Linked DNA regions of Homo sapiens: region 1 is linked to region 2. The links are chromatin loops, found by intact Hi-C in ENCODE. Cell type or tissue: CD4-positive, alpha-beta T cell. All regions are shown on one strand. Links, peaks and the distances in the headings refer to the core of each region. The heading gives the core; the rest is flanking DNA. Region 1 has its middle 100 kb from the start of LINC00548. Region 2 overlaps LINC00598 (long intergenic non-protein coding RNA 598).

What was found. Hi-C counts contacts between places; a loop is a spot of excess contacts. Peaks named below come from ENCODE experiments on the same cell type or tissue, not always from the same donor. Only the 100,000 strongest peaks of a DNase experiment are listed, where the experiment ranks them.
Region 1: a loop joins it to region 2, with 2.3 times the contacts of the local background. A loop is called at or near these places in 4 of 110 quality-filtered maps.

What each region holds. Positions count from the first base shown.
Region 1 is chr13:40,323,441-40,326,360 of GRCh38, forward strand. No RefSeq gene overlaps it. Among named protein-coding and RNA genes, the nearest start is that of LINC00548, 100 kb to the left of the region's middle. In CD4-positive, alpha-beta T cell, for the core only: no CTCF peak of the experiment used is centred there; no DNase peak of the experiment used is centred there.
Region 2 is chr13:40,372,642-40,375,561 of GRCh38, forward strand. The region is part of intron 6 of LINC00598 (long intergenic non-protein coding RNA 598); the gene reads right to left. Among named protein-coding and RNA genes, the nearest start is that of LINC00598, 110 kb to the right of the region's middle. In CD4-positive, alpha-beta T cell, for the core only: no CTCF peak of the experiment used is centred there; a DNase peak (open chromatin) is centred at 1,140.

The DNA.
Region 1 (2,920 bases), core at 257-2,756, 49 kb before region 2:
AGAATTGTTACGTAGAATTGGTATTATTGCTTATTTAAATGTTTGGAAGAATTTCCAAGAAAGTTTTCCTTATAGGAAGATTTCTAAACTACAAATTTAATATGGCTATGCAGGTTATCTATTTCTTCTGGAGTGAGCTTTGGTAATTTCTGCCCTTTTTTTTTTTTTTTTTTTTTTTTTTTTTTTTTTTTTTTTTTTTTTGAGACAGAGTTTTGCTCCTGTTACCCAGGTTGGAGTGCAATGGCATGATCTCAGCTCACTACAACCTTCACCTCCCGGGTTCAAGTGATTCTCCTGCCTCAGCCTCCCAAGTAGCTGGGATTACAGGTGCCCACCACCACACCTGGCTAATTTTTGTATTTTTAGTAGAGACGGGGTTTCACCACATTGGCCAGGCTAGTCTTCAACTCCTGACCTGAGGTGATCTACCCACCTCGGCTTCCCAAAGTGCTGGGATTACAGGCGTGAGCCACCATGCCCAGCCTGGTAATTTCTGCCTTTCAAGGAGTTTTCTCATTTCAATTAAGTTGTCAAATTTATTGGCATAAAGTTGTTTATATATTTCCTTGTTATTCTGTTAATATCTCCAGTGATGTCATCTTTCTCATTCTTGATATTGGTAATAAGTGTCTTCTTTCTTTTTTTCAAGACCAGTCTGTTTATAGGTTTATCAATTTATTGATTATCTCAAAAAACCAACTTTTGGTTTCATTGCTTTTTGCTGTCACTTTTTTGTTTTCTACTTCACTGATTTTCATTCTGATCTTTATTATTTTCTTTCTTTCACTTATGTTCTAATTTGCTGTCATACATTTTAATTTTATGCATGTAATAAAATCCACAATACATTGTTATTTTTGTTTAAGATGCGAATTATCTTTTGAACAGATTTCAACAACAATAAGAAGAAAAATCTTATATCTTTGCCCTTGTAAATTTCTGGTGCTCTTTATTCCTCTGTGTAGAACCAGGCTTCCATTTGATATTATTTTCCTCTGCTTGAAAATCTTCTTTTAAAATTTTTTGTAATGTGGATATGCGGGCAATTAGTTGTTTCAACTCTTGTATGTATGAAAAGGTCTTTTCTTTGCCTTGATTTTTTAAAGAGATTTTTCTGGAGTATAGAATTCTAGGTGGACAGGTTTGTTTCTTCCTTTTAGTACTTTAAAGATATTGCTCCACTATCTTCTTATCTGAATAATTTCCAAGAAGATACCTTCTGCCATCCTTATCTTTGTCCTTGTGTATGTGATGTGTCTTTTTTCTCTGGCTGCTGTTAAGATGTGTTCTTTCTAATTAATTTTGAGCAACTATAGTCTAACTTGTAGTTTTTATTGCGTGTCTTGTTCTTTGGGTTCATTGAACTTTGGATCTGTGAGTTTATAGTTTTCATCAAATTTAGAAAACTTTTAGCCATTGTTCTACAGTACACTAGGGCTCTTTTTTTCAGTCTATTTTCTCTCTGTGTTTCATTTTGGATAGTTTCTATATCTATGCCTCCAAGTTTCTCATATTTACTTTTGTAATGTGTAATCTACCATAAATTCTATCTGCTGTACTTGTCATCTCAGATATTGTAGCTTGCATCTCTAGAATTTTGATTTAGGGATTTTATATCTTTCGTGTCTCTAATTACCGTTTTCAATGTATTGAATAAAATTATAATAACAGTTTTAATGTTCTTGTCTGCTAATTTTAGCATCTATATCAGTTCTGGATTATGTGTGTCAATTTCACACTTAATCTTAACAAAAATAAGTGTGTTTTTAATTCTCATTTTGTATTTTACAGCTTCTTTTCATGCTTGGTAATTTTTATTGGATACCTGACATTGTGAATTTTATAATGTTGCTGGGTATTTTTGTATTTCTATAAATATTCTTATATGTTATTCTGATATACAGTTACAGTACTTGGAAGATTTATCTTTTGAGGTCTTGCTTGTAAGATTTGTTAGACAGGACCCAAGCAATGCTCAATCTGCAACTGATTATTTGTCTCAGTACTCTATCTAATGCCCCATGTGTCATGGATTTTCTTCTAGTCTGGCTGGTGTAAACAGTCATTACTCCTGGCCCTATGTGAACACTGGGCATTGTTTTCTCTAATCCTCTTCCATGGTTCTTTCCCTAACTTCAGGTGCACTTCCTCATATGCATATAACTTGTCCACACTCACCTGAATCCTCAAGCAGGACCCTCTGCAGATCTCTGGAGTTCTCTTTCTATGCAGCAATCTCGTCTCTTGTGCTCTGCCCTCTGAACTCTAGCTGCCATGGTCTGCCTGGAAACATTTCAGCAGTCTGTCTTCTCAACTCAGGAAACCCACCAGTCCCCTCCTGGGTTCTTCCTTCCTATGTCACATCCTGAAAACTCTCTGAAGGCAGTAAACTGTGTAAATCAGAGGTGGAGCCACTTATCTACTTATCCATACAAGCTCATACATTTGTAACAGAAAAGACTACTTCCTCCATGCTGTTTGCGAAACGATATCCAAAAAGGAATAGATTCTCAACTAATTTTGCTGAACTGAAAGAAAATTGAGTACATCCTCCAAAGTAGAATAAATTAAGACCTCAGGGGATAATTTTCCTTGCTTATACTCCAAATCTCTTTCACATCCCTTTAATCTACCTGTTTATCAGGAGAATTCCAGAAGGTGGTCTGGTCCACATACATTTTATTTTGTTGTATTTATAATTAAAAGTTGGGTGTTTTTCCTTTCTCTTGAGAGTTAGAAACAGATGTTTTAACATCCAGAGGAAGCCCTAATATGTAAGCCCTTAAACTGAGAACATTATAATATTGCTGGGAACAGATAAATGTAAAAACAAAATATTTCAGCTCCCAGAAGTCCAAATCTGTGAGGATGCAAGTAACAAGAGGAACAGGAAATAGCATTACTATCACCCATAGACATT
Region 2 (2,920 bases), core at 113-2,612:
ACAGTGCCTGGAGAACAATCATTGTTAGTTCATCCTTGTAGAGATTCTGAGCATATGTGAGGGATTATTGACTTGGAGCCTAATATGTCAACTGGGCACATTGCTGGGCCCCAATAGCATCTCCACTCTCAGGCTTACAATTCAGCCATGACTGTGCATGCCCCCCTGTCAATTTGTACTTGGTATAAATCAGATGATGCCCAGGTCTGAATTACACCTAAGTGTATAGCAGTATGGGTGAAAGTGACCTAAAGGAGCAGCTTTCCAGACCCTGCCCACTCTCCCCCTCCCATCCCCACTCAAACCTTCTCTATACCAAGTGCAGGGAAGCTCTCCTGGCCCGGGGGAGACACAGGGGATGCAGCCAGCACCTCTGAAGCAGCAAATGTGAAAATTCCAAGGTTCTATGGGAAGCTGTATGACTGCCTGCTTCTCTTCAAGTTGGAAGGAAAGGCCAACCCTCAGCTGAAGCCGCCAATGCTTGCCATTTTTTGGTTGGTTATTTGGTTTTTCTTTTCTTTCCTTTTTTTGTTTTTGGCTGTAAGTTGTAAAATAATTTTTTTATTCTTTGGATGAGACTGATATCCATGTTTTGTCATGGATGCCTGGAGTGCAGAGAACATTATGTGACAAATCTATGATATGCTAACTCCAATAAAACATTCTCTGGGCTGGGGACTCATCCAGACATTGGGGGTGCTGGACCCTGCCTGGGTCAATGGGTGTGGAAGGAAGGCTTCTTGATAAGTTATCTCAGGGTGTATGAAACCTGTTTATCCTGGAAAAAAAAATTAAAAAGAAGATACCAAGTTCCTCCAGACAAGGGATATCCAAGACTTTGGTTAATGGAAAAAAAACAGGTCTGCTTGGAGGTGATAAAGGAGAAAATCACATTTGGCAAATATGAAAAGGTCAAGTACCAGGTGTATTTGTCTGGTCTCATGCTGCTAATAAAGACATACCGAGACTGGGTAATTTATAAAGGAAAGAGGTTAATTGACTCACAGTTCAGCATGGCTGGGGAGGCCTCAGGAAACTTGCAGATATGTCCTTTTTCACATGGCAACAACAAAGTGCCGAGCAAAAGGGGGAAAGCCCCTTATAAAACCATCAGATCTCATGAGAACTCACTCACTATCACAAGAGCAGCATGAGGGTAACCGCCCCCATGATTAAATTACCTCCCACCGCGTCCCTCCCACGACACGTGGGGATTATGGGAACTACAATTCAAGATGAGATTTGGGTGGGGACACAGCCAAACCACATCACCAAGCCAGAAGGAAGACAGTGCACACCACAGATGTGGCCTGGAACTATGAGCCAGGAAATGTCATCAAATAAAGTAACAAAATAATCCATTTAACACAAACTGAACACCAAACAGCAGTCATCCATTCACTACACAAATGTTAATTGAGCACACCCTCTGTCTTAGGCCTGTGCTATGCCCTGGGCACACATGCAGCTGGAGAAACACTGGACAGTCAACAAGGAGCATGAGAGCACAGGTGTCCACGGGAGAGCCCAGAGGAGGCGAAGAAAGCCGTGGTCTGAAAGATCAGGGTCCCTTAACCAGGGACACTGACAGGCTGGACAGACAGGTGTCCTCATGCAGATCTGGACCCCAAAGGGAAACAGAGCAAGGCAACTTGGGGATGTTGAGAGAAGTGAATGGCCATGGAGTTGATGGACCAAGTGAGAGGGACCAAGCCTGTGAAATATGCAGGGACCAGCCTGGAGGGCTCCCAGGCATGCTCAGGGGCTAGCAATGTGTCCCAGGGGCTCTGGGAAGCCACTGGAGGTTTGTGAGCTCTGAGCCAACTGCATCAGCACAGGTCAGCACAGGGGTGACAGACTGAGGCCACGGATTCGGAACCGGATCTGAACCTCAGTTCTATCACTTCTTAGCTTATATCCTTGGGCAAATTTCTCAATGTCTTTATGCTTCAATTTCCTCGTCTCTAAAAGGGGAGTTTCATTATCTCACAGGGTTTCAATAAGGAATAAATGACTTAAACGTACATAAAAGGCTTAGCGGCCAGGCGCGGTGGCTCACACCTGTAATCCCAGCACTTTGGGAGGCCAAGGCGGGTGGATCAGCTGAGGTCAGGAGTTTGAGACCAGCCTGGCCAACATGGTGAAACCCCGTCTCTACTAAAAATACACAAATTAGCCAGGCATGGTGGCGCACGCTTGTAATCCCAGCTGCTCGGAAGGCTGAGGCAGTAGAATCACTTGAACCCGGGAGGCGGAGGTTGCAGTGAGCCAAGATCGTGCCATTGCACTCCAGCCTGGGCAACACAGTGAGACTCTATCTCAAAAAAAAAAAAAAAAAAAGGCTTAGCATAGTGTTTGGAACATAAATGCGTAATAAATATTAGCAACTATTATTACTACTGTAACAGGGCAAATATTAATGTGGGGTTGACACAGCCTTTGCCCCTCCCTCCCACTGCCTATCAATGAGAATTCTACCAGCCCGATTTCCCCTCTTCTTCCTTATTTCAGCAGAAGATTCTTGCTTGCTGGGATCAGAGCTAACTAAGTCATCTAGTCTGACCTAGGAGGTGTTGGGGGCTGGACCTTGGTGTGGTGATGTGGAAGGGAGGCTCTTCAGGGGGTGCAAAACCTGCCTATCCTGAAAAAGAGCAGATACTGAGTTCTCCAGAGAAGGAGTATCCAAGCTTTTTTTAAATGGAAAAAAAAATGGTCTGCTTTGGTGAGGGAAGGAGGAGAGAAAAGCAATAAGGAGCTCAGATGGGGGAGAAGTCGGGGACATTTGTGTCAGGCTGTGGAGCAGCTGGGGGTGAAAGAAAAGTGGTTGGGAGGACAGAGGGAATTCAATTGAGAGCTACATTTGGACTCCTTTTAAGTTTTTTTTCTAAAGATGTAAGAATAAAATTCCCTTGTAATTAGT